Linked DNA regions of Homo sapiens: region 1 is linked to region 2. Evidence: read pairs that join two places in POLR2A ChIA-PET (ENCODE). Cell type or tissue: endothelial cell of umbilical vein. All regions are shown on one strand.

The links. ChIA-PET counts read pairs that join two places held together with the same protein. Peaks named below come from ENCODE experiments on the same cell type or tissue, not always from the same donor. Only the 100,000 strongest peaks of a DNase experiment are listed, where the experiment ranks them.
Region 1: POLR2A ChIA-PET joins it to region 2 with 5 read pairs; 1 of 35 experiments calls an interaction of 5 or more read pairs at or near these places.

What each region holds. Positions count from the first base shown.
Region 1 is chr1:77,792,630-77,800,629 of GRCh38, forward strand. The region is part of intron 2 of MIGA1 (mitoguardin 1); the gene reads left to right. Among named protein-coding and RNA genes, the nearest start is that of MIGA1, 17 kb to the left of the region's middle. In endothelial cell of umbilical vein, no CTCF peak of the experiment used is centred here; DNase peaks (open chromatin) are centred at 4,202 and 5,512; H3K27ac peaks cover 1,459 bases.
Region 2 is chr1:76,425,045-76,433,044 of GRCh38, forward strand. The region is part of intron 3 of ST6GALNAC3 (ST6 N-acetylgalactosaminide alpha-2,6-sialyltransferase 3); the gene reads left to right. Among named protein-coding and RNA genes, the nearest start is that of LINC02567, 350 kb to the right of the region's middle. RefSeq lists an enhancer at 565-804. In endothelial cell of umbilical vein, no CTCF peak of the experiment used is centred here; a DNase peak (open chromatin) is centred at 957; H3K27ac peaks cover 1,498 bases.

The DNA of each region.
Region 1 (8,000 bases), 1.4 Mb after region 2:
CTGGTATCTCACTGTGGTCTTAATTTGCATTTCCCAATTGGCTAATGATGTTGAACATCTTCTTGGGTTTGTGTGTGTTTGCCATCTGTATATCATCTTCAATGAAATGAAATGTCTCTTCATGTCCTTTGCCCATTTTCTAAATTGGATTGTTTGCTTTTTTTTTTTTTTTTTTTGAGATGGAGTCTCACCCTTGTAGCCCAGGCTGGAGTGCAGTGGCGCGATCTCAGCTCACTGCAACCTCTGCCTCCCGGGTTCAAGTGATTCTCCTGTCTCAGCCTCCTGAATAGCTGAGATTACAGGCATGCAGCACTATGCCCGGCTAATTTTTTTGTATTTTTAGTAGAGACGGGGTTTTACCACGTTGGCCAGCCTGGTCTTGAACTCCTGACCTTAGGTGATCTGCCCGCCTCAGCCTCCCAAAGTACTGGGATTACAGGCATGAGCCACAGCACCCGGCCTGTTTTTTTTGTTTGTATGTTTTTTGTTTTTTAAAGACAGGGTCTCTCTGTTGCCCGGGCTGGAGTGCAGTGGTGTGATATCGGCTCATTGTAGCCTCAATCTTCTGGGCTCAAGCAATTCTCTCACTTTAGTCTCCTCATTAGCTGTGACGCAGGCATGCACCACCATGCCTGGCTAATTTTTGTATTTTTTGTAGAGACGGGGTCTCACCATGTTGCCCAGGCTGGTCTGGAACTCCTGAGCTCAAGCAGTCTGTCCGCTTTGGCCTCACAAAGTGCTGGGATTATAGGCATGAGCCATGGTGCCCAGCCTATTTGCTTTTTTTACTGTTGAATCCTGAGAGGTTTTTTTTGTTTGTTTGTTTGCTTGTTTGTTTTGTTTTGTTTTGAGAAAGGATTCCCTCTATCATCCAGACTGGAATGCAGTGGCACAATCTTGGCTCGCTGCAACCTCTGCCTCCCAGGCTCAAGTGATTCTCATGCCTCAGCCTCCTGAGTAGCTGGGACTACAGGCATGCGCCACCATGCCCAGCTAATTTTTTTTTTTTTTTGTATTTTTAATAGAGATGGGGTTTCACCATGTTGCCCAGGCTGGTCTACCTGACTTCAAGTGATCTGCCCACCTCAGCCTCCCAAAGTGCTGGGATTACAGGCGTGAACCACTGTGCCTGGCTGCTTTACTAAAATTTTATCTTTTTTTTTTTTTTTTTTTTTGAGACAGGGTCTCACTCTGTCGCCCAGGCTGGAGTGCAGTGGCGTGATCTCAGCTCACTGCAACCTCTACCTCCTGGGTTCAAGCAATTCTCGTGCTTCAGCCTCCCAAGTGGTTGGGATTACAGGTGAGCACCACCGCACCTGGCTAATTTTTTATTATTTTTTGTAGAGGTGGGGTTTCGCCATGTTGGCCAGGCTGGTCTCGAACTCCTGACCTCAAGTGATCTGCCCGCCTCAGCCTCCCAAAGTGTTGGGATTACAGCCATGAGCCACCGCGCCCGGCCTTAAACTTTTATTTTGAAAGAATTTTATTTACCAAAGAGTTGCAAAGATTGTACATAGAATTCTCGTGTATGCTTTGTATTAACATCTTAATATTAATGTCTGTTATAACTCTAATACAACTATCAAAACTAAGATTAACATTGTAATCTTAATTTTGTAAGTAATATTCTTAACTACACTATAGACTTTATTTAGGTTTTATTACTTTTTTCCACCTTATATCCTTCAGGATCTTATCTAGGTTCCCACATTGCATTTAGTTGTCAGGTTTCCTTAGTCTTCTCCAATCTGTGACAGTTCTTTCAGTTTTCCTTGGTTTATATGACCTGCTGCTTTTGAAATATATAGGATAGGTATTTTGCAGAATGTCCCTCAGTTGAGTGTGTCTTATGTTTTCTCAGGGTTGGATTCAAGTTATGCATTTTTGGCAAGATGTCACAATATCAGGGGATACATGATGATGTCTGTGTGCCTTGTTACTGGTGATAGTAGCTTTGATCACTGGTCAGGCATGGTGTCTCATTCCTATAATCCCAGCACTTTGGCATGACAAGGTGGGAGGATTACTTGAACACAGTGATGCATGTCTGTAGTCCCAGCTACTCTGGAGGCTAAAGTGGGAGGATCGCTTGAGCCCTGGAGTTTAAGGCTCTGGTGAGCTGTGATTGCACACTGCACGCTAGCCTGGGCAACAGAGCGAGACCCTGTCTTTTGAAAAAAGGCACACACACACACCCCTTGATCATTTAGTTAAGGATGTGTCTGCCACACTTTTCCACTTTTTCTCCTTTGTAAATAAGAAGTTTGGAGGTAGAGACTTTGACACTGTAAGATATCTTACTTTAGTACTTATTTCTTGATGCTGCCTTCAGGAGTTTTTTGTTTTTTTTTTAAGATGCACCCTTGCTCTGTTGCCCAGGCCGGAGTGCAGTGGCGTGATCTCGGCTCACTGCAATCTCCACCTCCCGGGTTCAAGCAATTCTCCTGTCTCAGCCACCCGAGTAGCTGGGACTACAGGCGCATGCCACCATGCCCAGCTAATTTTTGTATTTTTAGTAAAGATGGGGTTTCACCATACTGGTCAGGCTGGTCTTAAACGGCTGACCTCAGGTGATCCACCTGCCTCGGCCTCTCAAAGTGCTGGGATTTACAGGTGTGAGCCACTGCACCCAGCCAGCAGTTCTTACTGAAGTGTTTATTGGTGATTTTCTATTTCCTTCATTACTTCTACATTTATTATTTGGAATATTTTTCTTTTTCTTTTCTTTTTTTTTTTGAGATAGTTTCTTGCTCTGTTGCCCAGGCAGGAGTGCAGTGGCACAATCATGACTTACTGCTCGGCTCAAGCAATCCCCCTACCTCAGCCTCCAAGTAGCTGGGACTGTGGGCACCCACTGCCATACCCTGCCAATTTTTGTATTTTTGTTAGAGATGGAGCTTCACCATGTTGCCCAGGCTGGTCTCAAACTCCGGCTCAAGTGATCTCTCCACCTTGTCCTCCCAGAGGTGTGAGCCACCATGCTGGGCCTGGTATATTACTTTCTTTTTTTTTTTTTTTTGGAGAGATTCTCACTCTGTCGTTGAGGCTGGAGTGTAGTGGCATGATCTCGGCTCACTGCAACCTCTGCCTCCTGGGTTCAAGCGATTCTCCTGCCTCAGCCTCCTGAGTAGCTGGGATTATAGGTGTGCGCCACCATGCCTGGCTAATTTTTTTTTGTATTTTTAGTAGAGACGGGGTTTCACCATGTTGGCCAGGCCAGTCTGGAACTCCTGACCTCAAGCTATCCACCCGCCTCAGCCTCCCAAAGTGCTGGTCATATTGATACTTCTGACTTCAATCCAACAACAGATATTTCATTTTAGCATTCCTAGTTGGATCATTTGTGACGTGTTTATTCAGCAGTGAGACACCTGGCTCTCATTAACTATAGTGTATTACTCATAATATATTTACTTATTATAATATCTAGTGTACACATAAAGAAATTTCAGAATTTGCACCCCAATACTCCTCTTTTTAAAATTCAACTTAATTTTTTTTTTTTTTGAGATGGAGTCTCTCTCTGTCACCCAGGTTGGAGCACAGTGGCATGATCTCGGCTCACTGCAAGCTCTGCCTCCTGGGTTCACGCCATTCTCCTGCCTCAGCCTCCCAAGTAGCTGGGACTACAGGCGACCGCCACCATGCCGGCTAATTTTTTTGTATTTTTAGTAGAGACGGGGTTTCACCATATTAGCCAGGATGGTCTCGATCTCCTGACCTCGTGATCCACCCGCCTTGGCCTCCCAAAGTACTGGGATTACAGGCGTGAGCCCACCGTGCCTGGTCTTAATTTTTTTTTTTTTTTTAAGAGATGGAGTCTCACTTTGTCACACAGGCTGGAGTGCAGTGGTGCGATAGTAGCTCACTGCAACCTCGAACCCCTGGGCTCAACTTATTCTCCTGCCTCAGTTTTCCAAATAGCTGAGACTACAGGCAGGTACCACTGCAGTTGGCCCCAGTACTCCTTTGAGAAACAAATTTACCAACAGGTTACAGTATTTATGTCTAACTCTTTTTGTCTGTAGTCTTACAATATCCAGGCAAAACACTGTCACTTAGGTCAGCGCCTTTCTTCCTCACACCTTTCAGTGTGCTTCATTTGGAACAAAGTTTGATTTACTTTTCACAGCCTGTGATTTATCTTTGGATCCATCTGTGATCCCATATCCTGGTTGATTTTTTTTCAATTGACATGGAGCACAATTTGTTCTTTGTTGTGCCCAGTTCTGTGTGTTTTTACAGCTGTGCAATCATGTGTCCATCACCACAGCACCAAACAGAACAGTTCTTCATCCCCAGAGTTCCCGTGTGCTGCCCCTTTGTGGTCACCTCTGACCGCTAGCTGCCATTGATGTTTTCTGTCCCTGTAGTTTTATCTTTACCCACAAATGTCACATAAATGGAATTAAACAACGTATAATCTTTTGAAATTGGCTTTTTCCTTTTACCATAATGCATTTGAAATTCATCCACATTGTTGTTTGTCTGAATAGTTTGTCCTTTTTTGTTGATGAGTAACATTCCATTGTATGAATGTACTACAGTTTATCTGTTCACCTGTTGAAGGGCATCCAGGTTGTTTCTGATTTTAGGTGATTATGAGGTCATACATATTTTCTCCTGTGTTTTCTTCTAGAAATTTCTTCTTTGGATTTTCTTTCTACCTTTGACAAAAATAGATTGACTATATGTTTGTGTGTGTTTCTTGCAGGCTGTCTATTCTACTGTATTGATCTATACGTCCACACTGTATTGCCTGTTGCTTTACAGTTAAGTCTTGAATTCAGCTATTTTGAGTTCTGCAACTTTGTTCTTTTTAAAATTGTTTTGGTTCCTCTAGTTCTTTTGCCTTTTCTTAATTTTTTAAAAATAAGCTTATCAGTAACTACAAAAATTTTTCTGGGTTTTTTATTTGGATTATGTTGTTTATGTAGATCAAATTGGAGAGAAAAATTCCTATAATCCATGAATATGATGTCTCTCTCCTTTTATCTTCTTTGATATCTTTTGTGTTTCATTGTTACCTAGCACAGATTTTATTAGATTTAGCTCTAGTATTTTCCTTTTCTTTTTCTTGGTGCTATTATAAATAGTATTACTTTTTGAAATTCAAATTCCGGTTGCTTATTGCTTTTATACAGAAATACAGTTGATATTGTATATTGACTTTGTATTCTGTTATCTTGTGAAACTTACCTACTAGTTATAGGAGCTTTTTTGTAGATTCTTTGTAACTTTATAGACAGCTGTATCATATGTGAATAGTTTTACTTCTTCCTTTCTAATATGTATTCCTTTTATTCCTGTTTCTTAATTTTTTGTACTGGCTAGTACTTCTAATACGACATTGGTGAAATGACATCCTTGCCTTGTTCATGATCTTATGGGGAAAGCATTTAGTTTTTCACCATTAAGCATGATCTTAGCTACAGGTTTTTAAAATAAATACCCTTTATCAGATGGAGGAATTTCCCTTTTGTGTTAGTTCCCCAGAGTTACCATAACAAATTACTACAAACTTGGTGACTTACAACAATAGAAATTTAATTTTTTAATTATGGAGGCTGAAATCACAGTGTAGCAGAGCCACACTTCCTCTGAAGGTTCTAGGGGAGAATCCTTCCTTGCCTTTTCCAGCTTCTGGTGACTCCAGACATTCTTGGCTGTAGCAGCATGGATTAGTCAGTTCTCACTCTGCTGATAAAGACATACCTGAGACTGGATAATTTATAAAGAAAAAGAGGTTTAATGGACTCACAGTTCCACATGGCTGGTGAGGCCTCACAATTATGGTAGAAGGCAAAAGGTGCGTCTTCCATGGCGGCAGACAAGAGAGAAGTGAGAGCCAAGCGAAAGGAGTTTCCCCTTATAAAAGCATCAGCTCTTGTGAGACATATTCTCTACCATGAGGACAGTAGGAAACTGCCCCTATGATTCAATTATCTCCCACGGGGGCCAACTCACAACACGTGGGAATTATGGGCGCTACAATTCAAGATGAGATTTGGGTGGGGATGTAGCCAAACCATATCACAGCATAGCTTCAGTGTCTTTACATGGCCTTCCCCTTTGTGTATTTATGGCTTACAAAGATACTCTCATTGGATTGAGGGCACACCCTAATCCAGTATGGTCTCATCTGAATTCTTACTTTAATTATATCAGCAAAGACCCTATTTTCAAATATGATCACATTCTGATGTTCCAGGTGGACATGAATCATTCTGGGACACTATTCAACCTACTACACCTTCTATTCCTAATTTGCTGGGAGTTTTTAAGTAGTCATAAATGGATGTTGAATGTTTTAAAGTGTTCTTTTCACATCTGTTGAGATAATATTATGGCTTTCTTTAGCTGATATTATGGTAAGTTACATTGATTTTTAAATGTTGAACCAGATTTGCATTCCTAGGATGTATACCACTTGGTTATTTATATATTTTTTAATATATTGATGGATTTTATTTGTTAATATTTTGTGGAAGATTTTTTGCATCTATCAATGAGGGATATTAACCTATAGTTTTATTTTTTGTGATGTCTTTGTCTGGCTTTGATATTAACTGTCCCCAACTTAACAATTTTTTGACTTCAAGATGATGCACAACCATTGCAAATTTGACATAATGTACGGTATTCAATAAATTACTTGAGACATCTAAGACTTTCTCATAAAAAGGCTTTGTGTTACATGATTTTGCCCAAATGTAGACTAATGTATTAATAAGTGTTCTGAGCATGTTTAAGATAGGCTAGTTTAAGCCATGATGTTTGGTAGTTTGGGTTTATTAAATCAATTTCTGACTTATGTTTTTAAACTTAGGATGGGTTTATTGGCTATAACCCCATTATAAGTCAAACAGCATCTGGACTAGATTGATAACATGATTAGGACGTATCCTCATTGTGAAATTGATACTGTTTCTTCTTTAACTACTTGGTGTAATTTGGCCTTCAGTTTTCCTTGTTGGAAGGTTTTTAACTACCTATTCAATTTCTTTAATAGATATTTAACTGCTTGTGTTACCTGTTTTTTTTTCCGAGTGAGTTTTGATTTTGTCCTTTGTGGTCATAGAATTGTTTATAGGATCCTTTTTACAGACCTTTGTGAGGTCTGCAGTAATGACTCCTCCTCTTTTTTTTCTGATTTTGGTAATTTGTGTCATTCTTGCTTTTTTTTCTTAATAAGACTGGCTAGAGGTTTTATTAGTTTTCCTTCCAAAAAAAAAAACCAGCTGTTGGTCTTATTGATTTCTGCTTTAATCTTTATAATGCTTCCTATATCCTGCTTGTTTTAGGTTGAATTTGTACTTCTTTTTCTAGAATCTTAAGTCGAAAGCTTAGATTACTGATTTGATATCTTTCCTTTTTTAATATAAGCATTTAATGGCATAAATTTCTCTCTAAAGTTAAAGATGCATCCACAGTTTAAGGCTTTTGTTCTTTAATGGGGATAGAGGAGAAAGGTTATGGTGCTGGTTCATGCCCTCCACAGAAGCTGCTGTTTCCCTCCCTCTGTACCATTAGGGAGACTTTTGTAGGACTCTTTCAGTATTTTCTACGAGTGCCTGGTGATTCTTGATGATAAGATATGCAAGAAAGGTGTGGATTTCACCTACATTTGCAGCACCTCTCTCCAGCCTCTCAACAGTGTATTCTTTCTCCACCAGATTTGAAACGATGCTTGCTGACCTCTTCTTGCTAACGTCATGCTATGTCTTGTCCGTGTAAGCCAATGCTAATGTCTTACCTCTCTGCAAATGCCTGTCTCGTTAGTTTAGGGGGCAATTGGTTGCCCTCTGATCTCCGTATTCTGATGGAGTCAGAATACTTTATTTTGTTGTTGGAGGGTTGAAAGTGACATTCTTTCCAGCTCTCAACATTCCAAGCCTTTAGCTTTATTTTAGAGTTCCTTTGCTTTTAGGTATTTAATAGTGTTTGTCTCCCAAGAGAAAGTTAATCGCTTCTTGCTCTGATGTTAGTACTTATATAAC
Region 2 (8,000 bases):
CACCCCGATGAAAATAACAGTTTAATTTTGTCAAGTCATGTAAATTATAGTGAGAGGGATGATGAGAGTTCTCAGCTCTTTGGAGAAGTTAATTTTGTTGTCAGCACATCCACATTTCAAAAATCACAAACTAGAGGCAGAACTTTTCAGTGCCAGTGAGATTTGGTGATCAGATACTGTTTTCATTTCTAATGTCTGCCTTCTGTATAGCGCCTATGCAAATAGGGGCTTTCAAGGATGCAAAAGTAGCAACTTCCCCTATTAGGAGCGTAACTAGCAGCTGCTGTGTTTCTCATAAAAGAGAAAACATCCTGTTTACTAACATACAACCATACGCCCTCACCCGCGTACACTCACACCAAGCTCTTTTTTTAAGGCAGAGCTTTTATTTTGGTTTGAGATAGGCAGCACAGAAATGCAGTCTTTTACAAACATTCCTTGAGCACATATCCCCTGGGTGCTAAGTAGGTGTCAGTCATTGTTCTAGATGTGGGGAATCCACTGATACTTGAAACACATTCTCTAATTTTACTGGGAACTCGTCGGAACTTCTGACATTCATTGGCAAGTTCTTTGCATCTGGTCTCACCTCCTTATTTTTAATATTTATAAACCATGTTCATCAGGATGTCAGTAGAGAAGAAATGAAAGTAGCTGAGAAACCTTGCCGAGAGAGACCAAATCTCAAAGTGAACTAAAAATGTCTTGACCACAAGGATAGAAAGTGAACTAAGATATGTTCTTGAGGCAGCAAAAATAAGTATTGTGCCAAAATCCAGGCTTTACCTCAGTGTCAGATAATCAATGGACTAGAGATTTCACTGTGTTGCCCACAGCCCTGTTAAGAAATCAAGACCATGTGCTTTGTCTATAATCCTGGAGTCAGCCCAGAAGATGAGCTCATAAATATGTTAGCTTAAGTAAAGTTTATGATAATATAGACGATGAATCATCTTCCTGTTTTGAAAAGCATATATTCTATAACTCAGGATTTCTGGAGTCCCTCCAGAAATCTACATGACTTTTGCCCCATTTTCTTTAGGTCTTGATTCAAATGTCGCCTTATAAGAGAGCCCTTTTTTGACAACACTCTCCCACCCCCAACTCTCCCTTTTCTGCTTTTCAAACTCTATTTTCCTTTATGTTACTTGTTATGGCCTGATATGTGTTTGCTATTTTCTGTCTTCCCTTATTAGACTGTAAGCACCATGAGGGCATAACTTGTTGTTTACCTCTCTGCCCCCTCAAATAGCATCTGACACACATAGGTGACACTACCCAGTTGTTGAGTGGGTAACATGAGGTTGTTTGGGATTGTTAGTTCATTATCCTAGGCCTACACAGGGTCAGCATCACCAATATCGCTGTCTTCCACCTTCACATCTTGTCTCACTGGAAGATCTTCAGAGACAACAACATGCATGGAGCTGTCATCTCCTATGATAGCAATGCCTTCTTGTGGAATACTGCCTGAAAGACCTGCCTGCAGCTGTTTTACAGATATATATATATATATCTGTACATATATATATATATAGGGAGAGAGAGAAAGAGAGAGAGAGAATGCCCTCTAAAATAATGATGAAAAATAAAGTAAATACATAAGCCTAGTAACATAGTTGTTTATTATCATTATCAAGTATTATATACTGTACATAATTGTATGTGTTATACTTTTATATGGCTGGACATGCAGTAGTTTACCTAAACCAGCATCACCACAAACACATGAGTAATGCGTTGTACTATGATGCTATGACAGTTACGACATCAGTTGGCTATAGGAATTTTTCAGCTCCGTTTATAATCCTATGAGACCATGGTCATATATGCGGCTCATCTCTGACTGAAATGTCACTGTGTGGCACATGATTGTTTAACTTTCATGAGAGATTCTGATAACCAGGGGAACATTGAGGTGATATAATTTAATCCAAAAAAGTAGATGTTTCAAATAAGATTTTGTATTGGGTAAATAAATGATTACTGTTTGGCTTTTTGGAATTTCATGCATAGCTCAAGAATCTCTGTTGCCAACTTCATGGTCTCCTTAGTGGTACAGAGATCTCAGCAAAGAAACTCAGAAGTGAGCACAACACACTTATTTAATGGGTAAGGAAACCTAAGACCAGGGCAAATCTAGTGACTTTCTCAAGTCCCACCTCTTGTAGTGAAACTTCATTCATGGGGTCTTATGAATCCTAGGCTAGTGTCATGTTTACTGGCTCACAAGGACTGCCACCATTGAATTGAGCACCAGGTTGAGTATTTCTCAAATGTGCTCTGGGGACCATCTGCTTCAGAATCTTCTGGAGGGTTCTGCTAGAAACATAGCCTCTCAGCCCTGTGGATTCAGAACCTCTGGGAATGGCTCTGCATTTAAACAGTTCCCCAAGTGTGTCTTACACATTCCTATGCCTGGAGAACCAGTGACCCAATATGTGCAAGGATTCTTGATTCTCCTCCATGGAAAAATAAAAAAATTAATCGTATCTCCAAACTATATGAGTACATATCTATCGAGAACCTGGACCAACAGTTTTTCTTGGGGAGGGACACTGGTCCATATTAAAATTAGGTTAGTTTTACCATCAAGTTGGATAATATGAGCTACTTTGAACTTTTGGGCTTAAATCTATCTAGTTCATTAATTTCTGCCACAAAATTTTTAAGTGCACATTGCCAGGAATTCAGAGATAACTGAGACAACCCCATTGCAGTTGGGGGAGACAGATATAGTTTCACAGGGCTACAGAAAAGCCCCGAAGGGCCTGTCTTGTCTCCATGTGAGACCTCAGAACCATGTAATGCAACCAACCTTAGTTGCATAGTAAGTAACCAACCAGGTGTGTATAGTAAGCTGCATTCCTAAATGTCTTTCTATAGTTCTGGACATCTCTCTAAGTCCACCAAATAGTCTCAGTCTTCACACAAAGAATAGTGAGGAGATCTGTTTATTCTCAGAGTTAGTGGACAAAAGCAAATATTCTATTAGATGTTATTAGTATTATTATTGTTATTATTTTCAGGACCTACATCCAGCCCCTTGTTGCCATAATCGCTATCCAATCACACTGCCCTTTTCCTTTGTTATAATAAATTTCTCCCACTCTTCATCATCTTTGAGGATGAATCATACGGTTCATCAGCATCTTACTTCCTGACATACAACCCTGAAATTGAACAATTCAAAAAATTTCCCAGAAATGACTTTGTGGGATTTTAATCTAATTCTCTGAATGGTGAAAACTCTTTAAGACATTTTTCAAAGGCCAGGTTTTTAAATATTTCATACCATGGAAACTGTCTTAGGAAAGAGTTGGGGACTTAAGGTCACAAAAAATGAGAAAAATTATACTTGAGAAAACCTTGTAAACTAGAACTTCTTGTAAGAATATTAATATGTTATTTTTATCCATCTTAAAATTTCCTCAGGCGTGTGCTGAATGAGCCTACTTCATGGTTGTAGTTTTGTTGTTCTTTCCACGTTATTTTGCAGTTCTCCCTGTGGCCATCATATTGATTTTAACACTGTGGTCATCATTATAGGAAAATGGAGGCATTAATAACTTGGTCTCTGTGGACAGATTGTAATAGAAAACCTTATAAATAATTGCCCACTAATGGGAAAATTGAAAATATGCACTGTATTATAATGGTCATAATGTAATCATTAAAATTATAATTATGTGACAATGAAAGAACTCATTATGCATTAGTTTATCTTTACATAATGCTAATAGCTAATGAAAGTGTGACAATTAGATCTAATTAAGTTTAACAACATTTCTGCACTTCTCGTAAACAGGCTATGTTTTGCCAGAAATTGTATATGCGGAGACATTAGTGATACCGAGGTCCATCTCATATAATATGAGTTTTGAAATGTAACCATCAGTCCTATGAAGAACCTTAACTTTATAATGCCTTTTTGTTAAATGAACTGGAAGTATGAGTCTTTACTAAGGGTAGCTTTATAAAAAAGTTTCTCAGATTGTGTCATGTTTTAGTTAAAAATAACAATTAGTCCTTCCTCTTCTACTAATCTGTGCTTATATATTTGTGTGTGTGTATGTGTATGTATGTACTTGACTCATCTGTGTTTTGTTTTTAACAATAGAATTGTTATACTGAATTCTCAAGTTAGAGGTTTGATTGATTGATGATAATGAATCAAGTAGATGTTGGTTTCTTGTCATAGATTATAGCATATAACAGTCCACCATGTCCTATCTGTATGATCTAGGTCAAGTGTAAACTCTCTGTGCTTCAGTTTTCTCATGTATAAAGTAGTGTCTATACTTTTGTTAGAATTAAACTAGAAATTTATAAATTTCTTAGCCTGGGCATAGCACATGGTGCTAGTATTTACTATTATTAGTAGGAATTATTTTATATCTATATCATAATATCAAGAAGAATTCCAGCTAGTATCACTTTTCCTCCACTGACATTTTATTGCATTGCACATTTAGATAATCATCCAGACTTTTATTTTTCCATCATTTAGAAAAATCATTACATACATCATATTGAAAACAGTATAGGGACCTTCAATATGTGCTCAACATATTCTTCAGAGTGGAGTTTTAAGACTCTTGAGCACTGGAAGACATTGGCCTTGTCACCAGGGTTTCCAACTGCTCAGGTTTCACTTACAGAATGATAGACTGTGAGCTCAACTATGAATGACTCTTGGCCGCTCTCATCAGTCTTGGATCATCAGGAAGCCTCAGAAAACAGAGACTGTTCAAGTAAATACAGGTAGAAATTGGCAAACTCAGTCACTTGCTACCATGCTTCCAAAAAGCCATGATACTGGTCTTTACTTTTCTACCATTCCTTTTATTGATATATGTTCAGTACAAATGAAACATTCTCTCCCCAAGAGGACTCATTCACTTCCATAAGTCAACCATCACTGCTACGTCTTGTCTCCATCTCTGCTATCACTTCTAAACATTGGTCTCTAAAACTAGGTTGGCCTTTAGGCATTTTCTGTGTGAAATTCAATCTGTTTAAATTTGACTTATCTTTCCTAACGAAAATGTAATTGAGTTACCAAGTCCACAGTCACTTACTTCAAAATATTCTTTGATTATATGCTTTGTTTCTATCTCGAGGCTCTCATTGTCTCAGGTCTAGACTATGAAAATAGTCTCCATCTATTCTCACTGCTTTCCATCTTTTGCCCTTCAATCTGCATTTTATACTTCCACCAGATTAATCTTCCTAAATCACTTTTACATTTCATTCACCTACCCACAAAACTCTGATGGTTCTTCATTGCCTTTAGTTTCTTTTATCTGGCATTCTTGTCCCTCAAAGAATTTTGTCCAGCAATTTTTCTAAGTTTGTTGCCAACTAGTCCCTACAGTTGTTCTCTGGCCCAACCACATGGGTCTGCTCGTTATCTCCAGATACACATTCTAAGCTTTGCATCTTTGCTGACCCTGTTTCTCAGCTGAAATGCTGTTCCTTTTCTACTCTTGTCAAATAAATCATTTAAGGCATAGCTCAAGAGTTGACTTTTTCCATGCAGCTCTCTCTAACAGCCCCATTTATCCCTCCCTCCTACGAATTCCTCAAGCATTTATTTTTCTCGCCCTGTATCTTGCACTTGTACAGGCTAGTTTGGCTGCTTCTTATCTTTTATGTACAGTTCCAGCTGGCCAATGGGATTGGCAATATTGGAAGCCCCTCAAGGCTGTTTTTTCATCTCTCTGTGCAGAGTTCTCAGTGTATATTAGGTCCTTAACAAATATTTTTTTATGAGAGTGTCAATTTCGTAAGCACTTGAAGATAGTACTAAAAAGCCTTCTTGCCACTTGGTTCTGCCTGGAGCTGATTTCATACTTACAAAGTAATGATTTCTGAGCCTTCTGCTTATAGAAATCGTGTAAAGCCTCTTGGTAGAATGAAGCATGATGCCCTCTACCCTGAACTCAAAGACCTTTTTGGGAAAGTATTATTTTAGCTGAGAGTTTAAGGGAGAGGACAGACAGATTCCTGTGATGCAGAGATCAGCATCACAGCCCTGGCAGCCCCCTCCTCTTGCTGAGAACAGCTGTTTCAAATGCCCATTTTAGAAGGGCCCTTAACTTTCCTTAGGGCTGCTAAGAGCAAGTTCTGGATCACCTGTAGCTGCTGCTGCTTAGATAACCCCAGAAACAAAAGCAGGTGAACACTGGGTATGCTTGCCTCAACTTTGCCACTAACTAGTTAAGCTTGGGAAGCCAGCTCACTTCCAACAGTCTCAAATGCTTTATCTCCTCTGCCCTAAAGTGGGTGAAGAGCTCCAGAATTAAAATTTGATAATTTTTACTTTATTTTTAAATCAAAGGTAGCTGAAAGTTGAATTTTGATTAAAAAAATAAAATTCAAGACAAATCCACCTGAATTTTGTAGCTCTTCATTTCATAGATGTAAATCTATCACAAATTATCATTCTGTCTTTCTTTCTGTCTCTCAGTTCCTCTCCCTTTCTGTCTCTCTCATACACATGCACACATATACACAAAATATTCCATAAAATCAGTTTTTACCAGAAATCTCTTTCATGCTGGTTCTCCTCTATGTAGAAAGAGCTACAAATGAAATGGAACATGGGAATAGAACAAGAAGCTGATTCTCTTTTAAATTGCCTTATTTGTTTTTTCTTTGGGAAGTCCGAATTTTTGAAGACTTAATACAACCCTGCCCCAATATAAACTGTCTCTCGCATTATTAACATCCCCCCCGCCCAGAGTGGTACATTTGTTACAACTGATGAACCTGCAGTGACACATCATTATCCCCCAGAGTCCACAGCTTACATTAGGCATCACTCTTGGCATTGTACATACATTCTATGGGTTTATACAAATGTATAAGGACATGTATCCACCATTATAATACAGAATAGTTTCACTGTCCTAAAAGTCTTCTCTGCTCTGTCTATTCATCCCTCTCTCTCCCCTAACCCCTAACAACCAATAATCTTTTTACTTTCTAATTGTTTTGCCTTTTCTAGAATGTCATATACTTGGAATCATACAGTATGAATCCTTTTCAGACTAGATTCTGTTACTTAGTAATATTACACTCCTTTAAATTTCTTACTTATTACACCCATTTAAAGTTCTTCCATGACATTTCATGGCTTGATAGCTCATTTGTTTTTAGTGCTGAATAATATTCCATTGTCCGAATTGTACCACAGTTTATTTATCCATTTATCTACTGAAGGACATCTTGGTTGTTTCCAAGTTTTGTCAATTATGGATAGAGTTGCTATAAATATCTGTGTGCAGGTTTTTGTGTGCATGTAAATTTTCAACTTGTTTGGGCAAAAAAAATGTTTTATGTTATACGCTGAAAAATGCTGGCTGAAATATGTAGCTAAGTTGCCTTTATTGCCTTTTTTTTTTTTTTTTTTTTTTTTTTTTTGAGACAGAATCTCACTCTGTTGCCCAGGCTGGAATGCAGTGGCACAAACATGGCTCGCTGAAGCCTTGACCTCCTGGGCTCAAGTGATCCTCCCTCCGTAGCCATCCAAATAGCTGGAAATACAGGCGTGTGCCACCATGCCTGGCTAATTTTTAAATTTTTTTTGTAAAGACAGAGTCACTCCATGTTGCCTAGGCTGGTTTTGAACTTCTGGGCTTAAGTGACCCTCCCACCTTGACATCCCAGAGTGCTGGGATTACAGGCGTAAGCCACCATGCCCAGCCTACTTTTGTATTCTCTTATAATGTTGAGTGACTTACCTTTTGGGAGTTATAGATATTAGATACAACTTGAAGTCTTTTTCCTTCATTTGTACCATCAAAAGATGTTTTCGGTGTTCAATGAAAATTGTTTCAAAAGGAATTTGGCAGTCCCCAGGCTTCTACAGGCGGTTTTGAGGATGAAATGTGGGGGCATCTCCATTCTCATTATGTTGATTTCTCCTTGTGACAAAAACCTTTTGCCACCCCGCCTGCTTCCCCTCTTGTGCTCTGTCTTTTCTCTCCTCTTTC